Linked DNA regions of Mus musculus: region 1 is linked to region 2. The links are chromatin loops, found by intact Hi-C in ENCODE. Cell type or tissue: left cerebral cortex. All regions are shown on one strand. Each heading gives the region's core, and the rest is flanking DNA. Links, peaks and the distances in the headings are about the cores only.

Region 1 (9,784 bases), core at 998-8,997, 100 kb before region 2:
CCGCTCCAGCTGCCAGGTGTGGCCATGACCTCAGGTCACAGTGCCCGGGGAAGCGCCGTGATGGGCATCTGCCTGGCCAGCCCCCCATTTTCCTGTGAAAGGGAGGCAGGACCTGACTGGGGCTGGGGTACCATCTGCTGTGTGAGTGCTTTGTGCTGAGAACTATGTGTGAGCCAAGCATCCCACCCTAGGGAGGCACAGCCACCGAGCAGGACCAGCTGGCAGGGGAACGGAGGGTAGGCTGGGGTGCCTGTCTCCATCTGTGTGTAACCCCTCCCAGGGAGCTCTGTGCTCACTGCACCTCAGTACAAGCCTGAGGTCCACCGCAGGCGCTTGGCCTCCTCAGCTGAGCTGCTCCACAGCCAGACGGCCATGCTGGTAGCCCAGAGGCTGTATACCCTGTACCTTGCACTCAGCGTCCTGGACTAGATAGCATCCGAGTGGATACACAGAAGGAACTCTGGGGACAGATGTGGACACTGGCCTCTTAGAACTGTTGTAAATTTGTCTGTACATGGAGAGAAGAGACAGGGGTCTGGGCCATGTTCTCCACCCTACCCACCCCGTGCCTTCCCTTTCTGGCATTTACAACCCAGGAAAGCAGGTGTTTTTCCCTTGACCCTGGTCTGCCCCTGCCTTGACATGAGGATCCTGGAGGGCGGGCCTGGTCCATTTTGTGCTCAGCTGTTGGAGGTGCACTGCTTTCAGACTGCTGCTTGTCCTGACTGCTCGCCCGTGGGAGGGGCTGGGATGCTCCCGTGTGTAACCTCTGCCCAAGGATCTTGCTGCATTGGTGGCAGTGGGCCTGATGAGGCCCCAGCCTGTGCACCACGGGCCTGGCAACTGGGGGCTTCCACTCTGCCACATTGTCCCGACTTTCTGACAAGACACAAGTGATGGGGATCACCCTCCCCCTTCGCCCTGCCTTGGGGGGGAAGGGGATGGGACCCCTAGTTAGTCACCTGCTGTGTGCCACCTAGAGCAGTTGGGACAGACCAGCTTCAGAGGACACAGGAAGGAAGCAGCCCCTGTGGTTTCTGCGGTCCACAGTGTTTCCTAACACACAGGGTGAGAAATGGGAGGGCAAGGGGTAAGCCTGCTTCTCTTGCTGTCTCTCCCTCAGGGGCCAGGTAGGTCTTTTCTGGATCTGGCCAGGCCTAAAGGGGCTCAAGGTCGCAGTGGGTACAGTGTTCTTTCTGTCTCTATTTGTCTGCCTGTCTCTCTTGCCCTTTGTTTCTCTAAATTCATGGCCTCTTTTACTTTAGTTCACACACACACACACACACACACACACACACACACTCACAGTTTCCTTGTTGAGGGATGAGGACTGCACTTATCCATGGATGTCTTAGTTACTTTTCTGTTGCTGTGAAGAGACACCATGACCAAGGCAACTTAGAAAAGAAAACATTGTGGCGAGGGGCGGGGGGGGGGGGGGAGATCTGAGGGGGAATTGTGGGGGTGGGGGGGTGGGGGGAGAGGACTTACATTTCCAGAGGGTTAGAGTTCATTATCATCATAATGGGGAGCATAGTAGCAGGCAGGCATGGTGCTGGAGCAGTAGGTGAGAGCTTCTGATCCACAGGCAGAAGGCAGAGAAAGCTAACTGGAAACAGAGTGGCTCACTGCCCCTGCCACACCTCTTCCAACAAGGCCACACCTCCTCCAACAAGGCCACACTTCGTAATCCCTCTCAAACAGTTCCACCAACTGGGCACCAGGCATTGAAACACATGAGCTTATGGGTGCCATTCAAACTACCACAGTGGTTACAAAGACAACTACTTGGAATGTAACCCATGTGGAACAATGCCTTGGGGAACTGTGAGAGAGGCGGCAGGAAAAAGCTCAGAGGGCCTTTTACTTTGAGGGCATTTTGCTCTTTGGATGTGTTTTTGTGCCTCCAGTGCTAAACATTTACATTCAATTTATAAGGCATGTTTATTCTTGTTGGATGTCGGATCATAGCTGTAGAACCCAATCCGGTCAGTGTGCCCTGAATCTGGATCTGGCCTTCTGCTGTGCTTTCATGTTTTCCCCAGATATACTCTCCAGTATGTGCCAGGCGATTGTGTTTCAATGGCTCTGTCCTGAGAAAGTGCTGGGAAAGCGCTGCTCTGTCAATATTTGGTATGTGCTTACTGACGCTTCTTTACATGTTTGTCTCATCATGTTCTTCTGAACTCCAACAGCCTCCCCTGGGCCACTGCTTTCTTTGTTACATTCGTGTATAGAAGTCCACTGACTCTGAAGTAAGCTTGTCTAAAGCGTTAGGCTGTGGTCTGCCCCGTTCTTTCAGGTCCTCACAGCTCAGGTCTCACAAACATAGATGTGCACAGGTCGGAGAACGTCAGTAATGCTGGCTGAGGGAAGTGGTGGTTGTAGGTTCTCCAAGGTCCATGACATCACTAGCCCTGCGGACTTGCCTAGGTTTCTGTGGTCCTCCCCGCTCTCGTGGTCATCGGCCTATATGGTTCACGAGGGCAGTGGGAGCAGAGGGGACAAACGGGTTGGAAGCTCTGTGAGTCCGAATGGTGAATGACCACACTGGGACCACCTATCAGGAGGCAGATCAACTTTACTTTGGGTGATTCAAGGCTTATAAAGTTTTGGGGAACTGAGGGTAGGGACATCCAGGGTGGGCAAAGGTCATTGGCTGGGGGATTAGGGTACCGAGATGCCTCATTAGCATAATGGAAGCATCTCAGAAATCTCAGGTTGTAATCAGGAGAAAGGAAATTGATCCTGTGATCTAACTAAGGCAATATAACACACCTCAGGTAGAGTCTGAAGTATATGCTATCTTCAGCAATGGGGACTTACCTTCCTCCTCTGGGAGGCAACCAAGGACAATAGCGATAGCCTATAACATTTTGGAAGGCTCTTGGATAACCCTGACCAACAACACAAGAGAAGGCTTCTCATGCCTGGTGCTGAGGTTTTTGTCAGATGGTCTATTGCTCCCGTTGGAGTCTCCTGAGCCCGGAATGCAGTCCTCTCCTTATTGGCTTACAGCAAGAAGCCCAGCCACCTGGAATCCTTACTGCTCCACACACAGGCACATAGCTGCTCTGGCTTAGCACCGGCTTCAGGCAGACATAGGAGTCTCCCTTGTTCTTTATGTCACCTGGATAGCCTGAAGTGGCGCCTGAGGTTTGATTCCAGGCTCGGTGTCCTGCACATCTCCTGCCACCAAAGCCATAGCCACTGTCACCTCTTCTTGAGCCACTGCAGGCATTTTCATGGCTCTGTCCATTGTCCCCATAGCTGAGGAGAACTCTGAACACAAGAGTTAGGCCTTGTCACCTTTCTATCCACTGTCACCCTATCTCTTAGGTGAAGCCATAACCCTGGCCTTGGCTGTAGCTTGAGCCACATGTTTTTCTTGGTCCTCTGGACCTACCTTCTTCTGGGACTGTCGGTGTTGTCTGGGTGACCCATGCCATGGGCTCCTTGCTTCTGGCTTTGTGCACCCAGTGAAGGCCCTTGAAAGGGGGGTCACAGGCATGGTTGTTGGGGTGCCAGCTTATTTTCGGGGTCCCCTGGAGCTGACCATGCTCTGGCTTTCCTGTTCTCCAGTCATGCGAGCTTTTCCTGGGAGACAAAAACAAATGTCCGTTCATGCCAGAGAGCCAACTATAGTAATGCTTGAGCCAAACTCCAACTTGTGAACCAGCAAGTTTGTTGGGCTTTTATTAGTATAGATGAGAGGTTATGGGGTTGTGGGAACCCCAAAGCAGCACAGCATCAAATTTCACCCCAGCCGGGATGCGGCATCCCCACAGCTTCCCTGTAACTTAATAGATGACGTCCCCTCTTCACTTAACTGTCCATACTGTCTGTCACCTCCTGAGACCACAAGTGCATGTGCTCTGGGGGAGCCCTCTCAGTGCCCTGCACACCCTCCTGTCTGTGTGGCGCCCTGCTTTCCCTGCTGAGTCCCCAGCATCATGTGGTTGGCTTCCTTCATCAAGGCCATAAAGCCATGATCCCACTGCACAGTGCTCGGCTTGCTCAGCCTCTGCTGAACTCCAAGGCTGAGACACAGTGCTGAAGAGTGTCCAGTGGATACTGACGAGGGAATAAACGATCAGCCTGCAGCATGGCCTCACACTGTCTGCCCCCACATGTCTGAATATGCAGGCACCACGTCCTTGCAGGAATTGGGCTTACTGCAACAGCACAGGCTCCAGGGGGGAGCCAGCTCTGCGGATTCAGAAACTGCTGCTTGTCTAGAGGCGTCCTCCTCCCTCCCACCCCTTTCTCTCCCACCCACCCTGCAGAGGCCTTCGTCTCCGAGGCTCCATCTTCTCCTCTCCATCTTTGCCCTTCCCTTGTTCTCTGAGCCTCTGCCCTCACCTCTTCATTGCCTCTTGGAAGCAGAGCCCTGACTTCCAGGAAGTGATGTCACGGGGCTTCCCTGGAAGGCTCCACCTGTCTTTGTCCTGGAGGCCTGGCTTGTCCTCTAGGTCCTATACCATCTGGTTTCTCTGGGTCACTGGGATTCCCTCAGACACAGCCTCTCCATGGCCAGCAGCATGCTGCTCAGATCCCCCAAGGGGTGGGGCTGCCTTTTGGTCCCCTTACCCCCCCCCCCCCGCCCCAGCCCCTTCCCAAGGACTTGGTGTCAGACAGTCACAGACAGAACATACAATGCCACTGCTCGCCATAAAAGCCAAGATAGAATTTTAAAGCTCTGTAAATATTTAAAAGTAATGAAATTAAACTCGGACGCTCTTAAGATGGCAGTAAATCTCAGGCTGCATGGTGATGAGGGTCCGCTGTCCAACGCAGTAAAAGACGTACGCATCGGACGTTAGGGATGGCCTGCCTGGCCCATAAATCTGAAATAAAACTAACATACACACTGTGGGAGGCTCTTAGGTCCAACTCTGTTGGTCTCAGGATTTAGGAATCTGTTTTGCATATTTGGTGGGGCAGGGCAGTGGTGGTGGAGGGGTGTGGGAGTGTGGGGAGTGGGATCAAAGGGAGAGAGTGGGTAGGGAAAGTGGGAGGAGGGGGTGGATGGTGGTGGTGGGGTGTCCCAGACTGTGGTCTGGAGCTGACAGGAAGGTGTATGACACTAATGAGCTAAGGACAATTTCAAAAACAGCATCTCAGGTTGCACTAACTTGTAGCTCAGCCTGGGACTGGAGGGAGGGGACAGGAAGAGGAGGCTGCTCTGTGCTGTGATCTCACATTTAGCTGTGTTGCCTGTCTGGGAAGCCATCTGTCCATGAAGGTGTGTGGAAACTGCCATTTATTTTAGAACATTGGAGGCTTTGTATCAAATCGTGTTTCAGAGGATGCAAGACTGATTCAAACTGACTTAATCCAATACAGGAAGTTACTGAGCAGCTATCTCCCCCATTAACCCTAGCCTGCTATCCAGCAGTGAGCAAACCCGATGTAGAGGTTCTAGCCACACCTCTGCCAATTCAAGTAGTCTAGTCAGATGGGGCTGAGACACAGACATGGGGATGGGTAACCTCTAGGGGGCGCTGCATCGAGGCTGCCTGCATGGGTGGGCTTGATACTCACCTATAGAAAAAGCCCAGTAAGAACTGGTCAGGTGAATGAAGTGCACTGTTGGAGGTGTGGCCTTTTGGAGGGAGTGTGTCACATGGGGATGGGCTCTGAGGTCTCAGATGCTCAAGCCGGGTCCAGCGTCATCCTCCCTTCCATCCGGATGTAGAACTCTCAGCTCCTTATCCAGTACTGTGAACCTCTGAACTATAAGCCAGCCCCAGTTAAAGGCTTTCCTTTATAAGAGTTGCTGGGATCACAGTATCTCGTGATCGCAGTGACTCTTCGCAGCAATGGAAATCCTGGCTAGGAAAGGAGCCTGTAGACTCTCAGGAAAGCACAGACATCTGTATCCATTCCCATGACACCACCCACTCCCCTACCCTACATGTTCGCGATGTTCTCCAGGGCTCTGAGCCTGGTGCTGACCTCCAGCTTCACCTTGCCCTTCACCCCCTGGTTGTCAAGGCCCTCCTGCCTGGATTCTGCTGTTTCCTTTCCCATTGGCCTTAAAGTTGGGTGTCCCTGGCTCTGTCTCCTGCTCCCTCTGCTCCCTGGATCTTGTGGGCAGGTCCCCCGTGTTCATGGTCTCACTTCTTGCCATAGTGTTGTTATTACATTCTGCTCATATGTTTCTTAAATCTAAGACCAGGACCCCATTGATTTCACACTTACTGTATACAGAGTGCTTTGCTAAGCAGCTCACTGATGCTCTCTTGCAACCCAGACAAGATTCAAGATGCAGAGACAAGTCGTGGGTCAGGGCTGAGACCACCGTGTCCTGCCGTCATCTGCCCAGATGCACAGATCTAAGATCTGACCCTCAAACCCTGAAATCCCCCTGTCTCAGGCTGATGCCTAGTCCCACTCTGTCTGTTTCCTCTTGCTCCTGGAACTGCATTGGGGGAACAGTCCTTTCCATGTGAAGGACCCGAGGTCTCTGGGCTCACAGATAAGTACAGGGAAACCAGGGACATTAAACATGCAACTTGTCTATCCGACAAAGGGGATGCGTATACCTGTTTCCTCCCACCCCCTGAAAGCTCAGGGTGGATAATAGCCTGGTGATCTGTGTTATCTGAAGGACCAGGCCACACCTGAATCCCCTGGACTCTCCCTCCCCAGACCTTTATCTTAGCTTTGTTTCTCAGTCAGTAGAACCCATCTTCAGAGGTAATGTCACAGGTACTTTGCAGTGTGCTGGCCTCTATACTATCTGCATGATCAGGATCACACCAGATCCTAGTTCCTTAAGCTATAGAATCCATCTTTATGGTAGAGGTCACATGTGCTTGGCAAAGGAGTTTCGATGCAGTCACGCCCTAAGCTTTATTGTGGACACAGGACTGAGATCATTGCTACCAGGGATTTTTCCCTCCAAAATTGTACTGCACTCAAGTATCTTTAACATACACTACTCAGGGTCAGACACTAGAAGTCTGAACCAACACCTGCTAAGTCTTGCTGAAACGGATTTCCTGCTTGCCTCGGGCAGACTGTTTCCCTGTCGGCTATAGCATTTTCAGGGGCTCCACACATCTGGGCCATTTCCCATCCATTTTCCTTCGGGTTTTCAAAACAATTGCAATATTCTTATGGGTCTAAAAGTGTCACAGGTCCCCAGGACAGTTTCCAGTGCACATCCCAGACCATGTGACCTACAGCCCCTGTAGCTTTCTACAGTGGGGGTTTCCTTGTAGACTGGGGTGGTCCTGGGCACACTGGGGTGAGGTTAGTCATCTTGGCTTGGGGTCACTCAAGTTCTGAGTCAGCTATGTGGCCTTGGGAAAACTTAGAAACCTCTCTGCTCTCCAGGTCCATTATCTGTCAGCATAATGGGAATAATGGGACTTGACCCTGTGGGGAGTCTGAGAATTCCGGGGTCCATATGAGTTACAGAGACACCACAAATGAGGCCTCTTACAGACGGAAGAGTTTATTGGGAGCTTACAGATTCAGAGGTCTAGAGTCCATGCTGCCATGGAAGGTGCAGGCAGGCAGGCAGGCAGGCATGGCGTTAGAGTAGCAGCTGACATTCGTTCTACAAGCAGGAGGCAGAGAGAAGGCTGACTGGAACAGAGTGGGCTTTCGAAACCTCAGAACCCAAGTTCAGGGACGTACCACTTCCAACAAGGCCACACCTCCTGATCCTTCCCAAACAGTTCTACCCACTGGGAATCGAGCATTTAAACCTATGAGTCTAGGGGCCCCGGGGTCTATTCTCATTAAACGCACCACAGAATCCCACACTCACCTGCCTGATTCAGGACTCATTAATTCATCAGCCTGCTTTGCGGTTTGGTTATACAGCTGTCCACCTCTGCCCTCGGGGCCCCAGGCAGAGACTCTGTGCTGCAGTCCATCAATACTTGAGATGATGAGCACCTGCTCTCAGATTAGAGCCCATTGATTAGATGTCAGGCGCAGGGCAGCAAGGCATCTTCACGTGCTGCTTTAAAATTCCAGTCCCCGTGGCTTAGCCACTGGAATGAACTTTGCAAGTGCTCCCTGCCAGTGGGGTAAACCTGCTCCCTACTGTGACCTGCATTTCTGCAGCTTTGCCCCAGGTTCCTCTAACCCTGACCCCGACAAGGTCCTCTACAGCTCACCAGGACCCAAAGGGCACAGGGTATCGCCTGCCCCATGAATATTTACAGAGTGCTGCACACCGAGCTGCATCTCCAGGTATGCCAGTGAAAGACACAGAGGAAAAAAAAAAACCAATCACCCATGGGTTTAGCCTAATAAGGAAGAGAGGGAAGAAGGAAGGAAGCGAGGAACGTTGGAGGGAGAGTAAGAGACAAGAGAGAGGGAATGGAGGAGGCAGGGAGGGAGGGAGGAAGAAAGGACGAGGGAGGGGAAGGAGAGGAGAGAAAGAAGGAAGAGACAGAGAGACAGACTTAATGAGAAGCAGAGGAGAGCCCGAATGCTGGCACCCCAGCTCCTTGCTGCTTTTCCCTCAGGGCCTCAGTTCCTCGGCTCCCCTTCCCGCTGCTGTGGGTCCCTGGAGGCTGTTCAGCGCTGGCTTCGCTAATTGATATAAACGACCTGCTTCTCACTGTCTCGTCAGCTCAGCACACTTTCATATTAATTGGGCTGGAGGAGGAAAATTAAGTGTTTCAGCCTGCCATCGTTCAAGATGAGGAATGTGGAAACAGAATATGGAGAGAGGGGTGGGGGCGAGCAGTCAGAACCCCCCAAGGGGAGGGGATAGAGGCCCCCCCCTGCAGAGGGAGGGGACCAGACTTCTCGGGCAGCCTGGCAGCCCTTCCTGTGCACATGGGTTTATGCCCATCAGGTGGGGCTCAGCCCAAATCATGGCTGCCCCCTTAGGCATCACTCCCTGACCCCCAGTCAGGCATAGGCACTGCTCCCTGACCCCTTGGTCACAAGGTCTACAGAGCCAACCTGGAGAGTCTGAAAGCAAAGAGAACACACCAGCCAGATGGCAAAGTCCCATGGTCAGGTGGCATCCAGGACCCAGCTGGCTTTTCTCAGCCTGACAGCTAGCTGTGCTCTCTCCTTCCTTACTGGGGAGGGCCCTTGCCAGAGCTGCCAACCCAAGACCTCTTTGTGGTATTGCTTTACTGTGGCTCTCAAGTGTGGTTCACATGATTGGACCCCCCCAATTCATGTATGCCCCTCAAATACAGGAGACAAGGGGGTGGGATTTACTCAGGGTCAGGGCTGTTCCTTGGGATGCTCTGGGAGGCCTTAGAAGAAGAAGGTGTAGCTACAGGCTACGATGAAAGCCTTTCTGGTTGGGGCTCCGCTCTAGTGCAGAGCCCAACTGGGCTGCTGTCTCCAACCCACAGCACGTGACCCAAATGTAGAAGTCGGGACTCTCCAAGGATCATCAGCATACGGTGTCCAGAAGAGAGAAGGAGAGAAGAGTATGAGCCACCTGCCACACTAGAAAAGTTTCACTGCATGCAGAGGAGACAGTGGGCAGTTTTCCGCCCCTGGACAGCTAGGTTCTAGCCTGGGAGGGTAGATATAATTATTATTCTGACAAAATCCCTGATAGGAAACAACTTAACAGAAAACAGGATGATTTTGTCTCCTGGAGACTCGGTCCTTCATGGGGCAGAGTGTAAGGGTGGGAAAAATCACTGAAGGAAGATCCCGGATTCAGATAATGTGCCAAGACAACACATCCAGCCTGTGGGGATCAGCCATTTTCCAAAATGGTGACCCCAGACAAAGGCATGCAAGCCTTCTTATAGGGAACCAGGGGAACTCTCTAGAAGGATTA
Region 2 (9,784 bases), core at 688-8,687:
GAGCCCTGGATGGGCTGGTTAGAACAAAGAACAAATAAGAAAAGAGCAGGCTGGGTCAGGCTGCAGGAACAAACAGGGGCTTCCACAGGAAGAGGGTCTCTCCCTGTCCCCACTCTGGGACATGGATGGAGAGTGGCTTTCTTCCTGTTCCTACAGGAGCACAGGCAGGGCGCTTACATACAGCTTAGCGCTTGTTCTTCTGCCCCAGTGTGACACCCAGGAAGTAGGAGAGTGACAGACCCCGCTGTCACCCCTGGGACTGTGGAGTGGCTTCCATGAGACGCTTCCACAGAGCATGGAGGGATCTAAGCCCCACCAGTGTGTCTGGTAGCGCCAGGTCCCCGTGTGCCTGTGTGCTGTGCACTCTCAGGCTGCAGAGCTTCTTCCTAACGCAGCCCTGTGCAGGGCACAGCTGGAGAGGGGACAGCTGATTTCAACCTGTGTCCTGGTCCCAGCCACAGCCCTGATTTAACCACACAGGCATCCTCCCCAGGCAGGTTCCTCTGTCTCTTTATAAAGGGACAGGCTGAGCTCACTGTCGCCTCTGCTCCATTTGTTTTCCACGCTCTGCTTCACCAACCGTTGGGCATCCGAGTTAATTTTCTTTACTGCTGTTAACTTCGCCTTTCAATTACGCAAAACGTCCTGACTGAGCAGCAGCCAGCACAGGACCTCATCTCTACTGACACTTGGTGCTGTGGGGCTCAGCCCTGACTGACAGGGCCAGTGGCTTCCCTTGTCAAGCCCGGTCTTCTCCAAAATACGAGTGACAGGATGGGCCCCTGAAAGCTGCATGGCTGTGGAACAGGAAAAATTCAGATTAAAAACACAGCGGCTGGAACTCTCTCTCGGCTTAATTGCTGTCTTCAAAAATCAAGGCAACTGTGAGGTCCTAAATGGACATTTTAAAAAATGGTTGAGCGTTTCTGTATTGGACCGCACGAGGTCCATTGTTTGTGTTTGCTTTGCTCTTGAGGACTCCAGGAAAGCTGCTGTGTTTACTATCACAACCAAACTCCCCAGGGATTCACTCTTCGTGGTACAGAACGTCGGCTGTGCAGGCTTTCCCCTAGGTTCCAATTCTGGCCACAGGCAATCATCAGACAAAAGGGGTCAGGAAGTGACAGAATGCTGAGCGAGACAGTAAATCTGGGAATGGCTGACCTGGGCCAAAGGGGCTTCCTCAGAAGAGACTGGTGTGAACCCTGAGAGATGGGATGGTAGGGAGCTCTTGGGAAATGTTGTACACAGCAAACAGCAGTGCAAAGGCCCTGTGGTAGGTCTTTTGGGCTGTTGGTGGAAGTCATAGCACAGTGCGGAGTCAAGGGTGGAAAGGATGGAGAGGTAGGAAGGCTAGATCCATAGCGAGAGGGATTGAGAAGTGGGAAGGCTAAACCCTACAGATGCTCTGAGCTTTCTGTGTGGGAAGCAGAAGGTATGACTAGATCTAATTTATCTGTAAAAGGACCACTCATGTTATGTTGTTAAGGATAGACTGGGGAGAGGAGCTAAGCTGGAGACTGATGTAGAGCCCAGGAGACAAGTGGAGACAGTGCTGAACAGCAGCTGGGACCATTGTGATGGGAGCAACTTATATGTATATATGTATGTGTGTGTGTATGCGTGTATGTGTGCGCGTGTGTGCAAGCATGTATGTATGGTTTACATATAAATGTTTTTCATAGTGTTTGTATTTATGTATTTCTCGTGTGTGCATGCACCATGCCACCCATGTAGAGGTCAGGGAGTAACTCAAAGGAGTTGCGTCTCCTCTTCCACCTTGTGAGCAGGCCCCATGCTTGCCCATAAACGCCGTCGCTGGCTGACCCACATTGCCAGCAAGGCTCATGGGTTTTTTGTTTGTTTGTTTTGGTTTTTCAAGACAGGGTTTTTCTGTATAGCCCTGGCTGTCCTGGAACTCACTTTGTAGACCAGGCTGGCCTCAAACTCAGAAATCTGTCTGCCTCTGCCCCCCAAGTGCTGGTATTAAAGGCGTGTGCCACCACCGCCCAGCTGGCTCATGGTATTTTTAAGGCAGCACCAACCCCTTTTCCAACCAGGCATTGTGCATAAACAGTCAGACGACCCACTAAAAAGTGCTTAGGTTGCTGGTCTGAGTAACTTGACCGTGATCTCCAAGAGCCTGGCAGACATTTATCCTGAATGACACAGGTCTTGTTACTGTTGTTGAAATGCGACATGTACCCCAGGCTAGCCTTCAACTCCCAATCCTGCTTCAACCTCCCGAAAGTTGAGATTTCAGGCAGAGATGTAGACAGACTTTTAAAAGAATAAGTTTTATGTTTTAGGATGTAAAGACAGACATCATCTTCAGCTTCACAGTCTTAAAGGGGTGGGCACAGATATGGCTCAGGCTAAAAGCATTTCTCCATTCAATCCTGCCCACCTGAGTTCAGGTCCCCAGAACCCATGTAGGCAGTGGGCACGGTGGTGCTCAATGGTATTCCCAGCATTCCTGCGGTGAGATGGGAGGAAGAGACAAAAGGATGTCCCAGGAGCTTGAGGTGTACACAGTGCAGCGGAAACAAGAGATACTGTCTAAACAGGGCGTGAGGCAGGGACCGGGATCAAGGCTGTCCCCTGATCCCTACACATTCACCGTGCATGGGTGTATCCTCACACACGACCATGTAAACACACACACACACACACACACACACACACACACCATGCACAGTCATACATATAAAGCATGAATAAAATACATTTTAAAAAGCAATCCATTATGCCATACGGATGCCCTGTCCCTGGGGTTCTAAATTGTCACTGTTCACTGAAACAGCATAATAGAGAAGACAAAATCTCCTTAAATATTATCAGAATCCTTTCCGTTATTTTCTTTTAAAGCCACAGTGCTGGAGAATTGGCTGCAACGGCTTTTGAAAAGCACACAAACAGGCCAGGAATTGCCTCGCCTAATGGGCCTCGCCTTGAATTACATGTGAGACAGATGCGCCTCGTCAGATTGCTGCCCAGCAGAAAGAATTGTGGCGTCTGGTTGAGCAATAAAGGTGCAGACCGTGAGCACAAACACGTGTTCAGAGGACATTAGCTGTTAGCCACGAGCCTTTCTCTGGCCGACGAGCTCGCTGCGGAATCCAATCTGAGACCACTAGCTGTCAGCTGGCCAGGCACGCCACAGTTCATCAAGCTGCCACTGATGTGCCTGAGGCCACCTCCACTTTGGCAGGCTGTGGAGGCAGCACGGGGGTTCTGGTCTAGAGACCGTGTGTCATATAGTAAGGGATGTGTGAGCAGCCCAATGACCTATATTTGCAAAAAGTGCCCCCTCCCTGCTCCAAGACTGTCAGTGGGAAAATCATCTCATACCTCAAGGGTAATGAACGGTGGCTTATTTTGGAGCCAGACCTGAGTAGCCATGGGTTGGGGACACGGATTTGAGTACCCCAAAATTCCAAGTTCTCATAAAACTCAATTGTATGAAGTTATACATTATATTGTATATTAATTGTATGAAGTTATATCTTATAACATTAGAACAAAGAAAGTCATAGATCAGAACACTTTTTAGATGTGCCCGCAGAAACATCAGATAGGTGGTTTCCAACAAAGTAGGAATATCACTGCAATCGGCCTCAAACGCTGTCTACTGACATTCTTAGCATTTGGGTTGGTGAAAGTTTGTTAGGAGTCCGGTGATACATTTCAAAATAACTTATCTAATAGTCACAAGGGTGTTAGGTCACACGCGGAGGCAGACAAGAAATGGCTACTTAGGCCTAAGATGGTCCAACATAACTTGGCTTCTGGATCTGCAACATTCCAACCTCACCACAGTTACTACATTCTAACCTGTCAATCAGCCTTGCAGAATGGCCAGCGTGGCTGTGGCTCATTTCTGGGGACTTCAGTTCACACAGTTCTAAAGAGCTATGCTGACTCTCCAGCTACATGGCCCTGGCAGAGGGTTGGGTCACACTTATCATGTTGGAAATATTTTATCCAGAGTGCCTGAAGGCACCTGCATGGCAGAATGGGCATGGCAATTGTGCTAGTCAAACTTGTCACCCCTGTGACAAAGTCTGAGAGGAGTGGTTTAGAAGGAGAAGGGTCTCTCTAGCCAGTTTCAGTCTATGGTTAGTTAGTGCCATAGTTACGGGTCTGACGTGGTGGAGGATGCTTATGTCGCAGCTGACAGAAGGCAGACAGGGTGACAAGAGACATGCCCTTCTCAGCCATGACTCCCTCAGTGGCCTGCTTTCTTCAATCAGCCCTACCTTCTGGTAAGGGTTAGGGTTGGGGATTAGGGGTTAGGGTTTGTTAGGGTTAGGGGTTAGGTTAGGGTTAGGGTTAGGGGATTAGGGGTTAGTGTTAGGGTTTAGGGTTTAGGGTTTAGGGTTTAGGGTTAGGGTTTAGGGTTAGGGTTAGGGTTAGGGTTTAGGGTTTAGGGTTAGGGTTAGCACAGTAGTTCATCAGGTTGGGCGACATCAATACATCCCCCCACTGATTGGATCAGAGCCCTTATGATCCAATTGCTTGCCCAAAGCCCTATCTCTGAGCACTGTACTGGGGACCAAGATGGCAACAAGATGGCCTTTAGAGGACATCTCATGTTCAAACCACATTATTGTCACTCTTCCGTCATGGGTTACCAGTGGGACCATTTAATGTATGGGATCCTAGTTATCTTTTAAATATACATGGTTTTGATGAAAATATGTTTTTTTTTTTCTCTTGGCATGTGCATATGTGTGGTGTACATGTGTGTGTGTATATGCATGTTCTCATGAGCATGGGCACACGTATGTTCAGGTCCATGTGCACATGTGTGCACATGCATTAGGTATCCTCCACAACTCTCAATCATAGGCAGGGCTGCTCACTGAGTTGGGAGTTCTCTGATTGGGCTAGTCTGGCCTGCCAGCCCGCTCCAGGAATCTCCTGTCTTGGTCCTGTATGTGTTTGGATAACAGGCAGCTGCCACGTCTACTCAGGTTTTGGGTAGGTTTTTTAGGACCCAAATTCTAGCCTTCACGCTTGTGTGGCCAGCGCCTATCCATGGAGCCATCTCTATCGTATGCCCCAGTAACATACAAGAGATAAAGCTTTCACTGTCGTTAAGGGGAAAAATTAAAAAACATGGGTGATTATTCTATGCTGATAGGACCATGAGGAACTATACATTCCCGACAATTGCCTCTGGAAGCCAAATTGTGCTACACCATCAGCGGCCATCCCTGTGAAGTGACAAACGCTCTTGGTCTCTGTGCCAGCACTCTGGCGCCTGTGTCTTTCTCCTGTGGGTCCCCGAATCTAGATACTGATGACTGAGTTCATACATCACAGCTTTGTTGGTGGGAACCATCGACAGAAACAATATGAACATCCCTCTGCGGGTGGCTGATTAAAAATAAAGCCCGAACCAAATAAAGACAGTGGGGTATGGGCATCCTGAGGGAGCCTGAAATGGATAAAGTACAGATAGGAGGTGGTTCTATTATTGTTGCATGTAAGCAAAGTGCCACGTGACATCAAGATGGGAAGCCGCTCATCGTGTTTTCATTGGATGTAGGTGAAGTTAAGGCTTACAGCAAGGCGAAAGTGATGCTGCCCATTCTGTTTGTATTCGCAGGAGAAAGTAATGAGGGATACACTGGAAAACTAAAAAAGTGACCTATAGGGGGCAGCAGAGTGCTGGGGTCAGAGTAGCCTATTCAGTGGTCTTTTTATTCTATCTCTTTAATAAAGATTTGTTTTCTATCTGTGTGTATGCACACCTGACTTTGGGTGCCAGCACATGCCTGAAAGGAGCATTGGACCCCTGGAGCTGGGGACCCCTGGAGCTGGAGTTGTAGTGGTGGTGAGTCTCCTGCTGTGGGCGCTGGGAACTGAACTTTAGTCCTCTGCAGGAGCAGTGAGTGCTCTCTCCAGCACCAAATGTCTCACTTTTAGATCCCTGCCTTTGTTTTTGTTTTGTTTTGCTTTGCCTCAGTCCGGTGTAGCTCAGGCTGTTTGCAAATTCGCTACATAATAGAGGATGACCTCAGATTCCTCTCATCCTCCTGCCTCCACTTCCCAACTACAGGAACTACAAGTGAGTGTCCCTGCTCACAGTTTGTACAGTGCTGGGACGTCCCATGCACAGTGTTTGTTCATGCCCTGCTCTGCTCCGCAAGCACTCTACCAACTGAGCTCTCGCTGAGCGTTAAGCTGTCTGAATGGCTTGCCAAGCAAACACTTTGTAACCAACTGTCTCTTTCAAGTTGAGTTATGTTAGGGTCAAACAGTATTTGAAGTCTGTGGAGGTCGGTGCTGGGGGAAGGCCTTGTGGTTTTGCCAATCAGGATACAAAGGACACAGTGACCACCCTTAGCCCCTGGTGATGCCTGCTGCTGACCTCTTGATTGGATTCAGAACACCACCCAGGCAGCCTTGGAGAGGCAAGGGCCAGCCGGCTTAGATCTCGCTGTGCTTCACCGAGACCCCAGAGATAATGGCAGGTTCACGGCTCTGTTTTAGAAAGATGGCTGCTGAGCTGAGCCAGCCACTGATCCCGCACCAGCAGATCTGAGCTGGAGTGGAGATGGTGGGAAGGATAGAGGGGAGGGGAGCCTCCTCTGTGCTCCGTCTTTCTGTCCTCGGCTGCTTTCTGTGACTGGGTCCATAGAAGACGCACTTTCATCTCTGAGCTGGAAAACTGAGTCTAATAGGAGAGAGACAGCAACATAAGCACTGAATAATGACAGCCAGGAGCACACGCAGCGCTGAGAGTCTCCGGTCTGCTGTGGGGACCAAGGAGGTCAAGCTCATTCCCCTGCCCAGCATTTGGACATCACTGTCTTTTTACTGAGTGAGGGCAAGTTCAATATGAGGTCTCTATTCAAAGGGGCAGCTGAACAGGTAGCTCCATCCCTGGGTCTCTTAGCATCTTGTGCTGCCATCGTACATCCTGGTATTTGTTATTTTGTACTAAGACCCCAGCTCCCTGAACATGCTGGAGCACACTCCACCTGTTTGGCCCCCAGACTGCAGGGCGAGGGCACACTCTCATCTGGACTAGGCGTGTCAGTGTATGTCTGCTTGCCTCCCTAACCACTAGGCTTACCTCTGTGTGTGTGTGTGTGTGTGTGTTTCCAGGGATGGAGTCCTAACTTTCCCACGTGCTAAGCAGGTGGTCCAGTTTGAGCAATAGACTGTCCACTCGTGCATAAGCTGTAGATGTGGGTCAGCGATGGCAGAAGACGTGTGTTGTGAGGTTCTTTGTGACCTCCTAGCACCTTTATCAATAGGACGGCCAAGGAGGTGGCTCATTCAATAAAGTACTTGCTTTACAAGAACGAGGAACTGAATTCAGCTCCACAGCACCCACTCCAAAAGCTGTATGTGGTTGCCCATGGCTACAGGGAGGGGTAGGGGAGGGCAGAGACAGGCAGATCCTAGGAGAGCACTGGCCAAACAGCCTAGCTAAACTGGCAAGCTCCGTGTCAAATGAGAGACCTTGTTTCATAAATATGGTGAAAACAATTGGGGAAAGACCAGATGCCGACCTCCGATCTCCACAGGCATGGACACACGTGTGTGCATGTAAGACCACTCCCCAGAGTGTTCTAGAATACATTCCTTTAGGACTGAACAAGGCTCCCGTGTGTCTCACCATATCACCTTTGCCCGACTGCAGATGCAAATCTCAATTCTAATGAGTCTTAAGAGTCTGATTGTGCGAGGCTGCAGGGCTCCTTACAAATGCAGGCACTTCAAGGTGATCTCAGGGCTGACTGGCATCAATCTTAGGAAAATAATGAAACCTTCCTGGTGTAGCACAGATGCTTATAGGCTTCTCAGCGGGAGCAACAAATAAAAAGATATTTATTCAAAAATTTGATGGTCCAGAAGGCTTCTGGGATGAGCGCGCTCTAGTTAGCGACTTCCTGGAGGATCTGTTAGCACGGAGAAATGGAAATGACAACGTGGGAACTTGATGTCTTCCATGCAAATGAGAACAGAGCAGAAATATCTGTTAACTCTGCTACTTGGGGGGAGGGGGACAGCTGGAAAGAGGACAGATAGACACACAACGTTTACGATAAGGGAGACAGATGTGAGGTTTCTTAAGGCTTGTTTGGGTTCAGAGAGGGGCAGACACCTGCCCATGAGCTCACAACATGGAAGACAAAGACCGGGTGCCAGACCAGCTGGCCCAGCTTCTCAGTGCTCCTTAGTCCCTGTGCTGTCCCTGGAGGAGCTTGGGTGAGAGGTATCAACAGCATTCAACTCCATTAAAATTTTTTAAGTAATTTTTTCTTTATTTTTTGACAGTTCATTCATGGACTCATTGATCGTATATCATAGCCACCCACAGATTCCCTCTCACTTCGGCTGGATACCCCTCAACATGTCCTATCCTTAAGTGAAAGGAGATGGGCTGTAACATGTAGGCAGCTGGGCGCCTAAAAGATGGCGCCGTAAACAACGCCACTGCGCAGGCGCTAGCCCGAATCTGGCGCCAACATCTCCGGAGCGGGTGCATGTAAATTAAAGTGCCAGCAGACTGACCAATCCCAGGAGGACACATAGCTCTCCCAGGTGCTGGGGTGTATATAAGGAGTCGTCCCTGGGTTTCCGAGGTTCCCGTAGCATCGAGGTGTTCCTGAAATAAAGAAGGTTGTTGAGAAGAATCCGACCGTGTTGCGTTTTGCGTTTTTCTTGCTGGACGAGGTGAGCGCAACAGTAACAGGTTCAGGACCCCCCTGTATGTAGGCAAGGCTCACCTGTCTGATGTATAAATCCACATGACAATGGATTCACAGTGGCTGCAAGGGGACAGCAGGACTGGATGCTGGGGACAGCAACATCTGAAGGGGACCAAAGCTCATTTTGTAAATCATTAGCAGTTGGTTCAGCCACTTCTTTAATTCAAAGTGGCCTTGACCCGAGATGGAACTTTTCTGGTGTGATTTGCCCATAATAAACAAAAAAGATTTTATTTATTGTTGTTGTGGGTGGCGGGGGTGGGTTGGGTTGGGGATTGTGCCATGGTGTGTGATGGAGGTCAGAGGACAACATTGTCCAGTTGGTTTTCTTCTTCCACTTTTATGTGGGTACTGGGGGTGGAACTCAAGCTGTCAGGCTTATATCACAAGTGCCCCTACCCACTGAGCCATAGGGCCAGAACAGCTTAAAGGCTTCCGAGATGCTTCTCAAAGAGAGTGGAGCTGGTGTGCAAGTGTGGCCAGGGGCTGGGAAGCTCTCTGTGTAGCAGCCAGTGCCCCAACACTGCAAATGATCTGAAAGCCAAACAACAAAGAGAGGACACTGGCCATGTGAGGGGACCTCAGAGTCCCCACTATGGTCTAGCAGACTGGGTATTGTTCCCAGTCCTGACAACTGCTCTCAGCTTCCTGAAGAGTGGATGGATGGAGCGATGTTCTCATTCTGAAGAATTCTGATGGCATAACTTCCTTAGGTCAATGGGATGCTAGCAGGCGTGACATGACGGGAGGTGGCTAACATGCTTGGTGGGCACCTGGGCTCTTGCCTTTTTACCATGAGCAAGAGGAGGGCAGGGTTTGAGCATGCTCCAAGCCCGATCTGAATCAGGAGATTGCCTGATCTCTAAAACAGGGGGCACGGTTGACCTGCTCACTCCCAAGAGAAAACAATGTTTGTTTGTCTTTCCTTAGTTCACTGAGTACTGGGACGTGCGTGTGTGTGTGTGTGTGTGTGTGTGTGTGCGCGCACGCGCGTGCGTGTGCACGCACGTGTGCTTGTGCACATGTGCTCATGCATGTGTGTGTGCATGCAT

Evidence for each region. Hi-C counts contacts between places; a loop is a spot of excess contacts. Peaks named below come from ENCODE experiments on the same cell type or tissue, not always from the same donor. Only the 100,000 strongest peaks of a DNase experiment are listed, where the experiment ranks them.
Region 1: a loop joins it to region 2, with 2.6 times the contacts of the local background. A loop is called at or near these places in 5 of 42 quality-filtered maps.

The regions. Positions count from the first base shown.
Region 1 is chr2:166,540,491-166,550,274 of GRCm38, reverse strand. No RefSeq gene overlaps it. Among named protein-coding and RNA genes, the nearest start is that of Gm29679, 19 kb to the left of the region's middle. In left cerebral cortex, for the core only: a CTCF peak has its summit at 5,505 (motif pointing right); DNase peaks (open chromatin) are centred at 4,130 and 5,231; H3K27ac peaks cover 1,843 bases.
Region 2 is chr2:166,436,510-166,446,293 of GRCm38, reverse strand. No RefSeq gene overlaps it. Among named protein-coding and RNA genes, the nearest start is that of 5031425F14Rik, 6.0 kb to the left of the region's middle. RefSeq lists an enhancer at 3,167-5,674. In left cerebral cortex, for the core only: a CTCF peak has its summit at 5,663 (motif pointing right); DNase peaks (open chromatin) are centred at 5,505 and 7,937.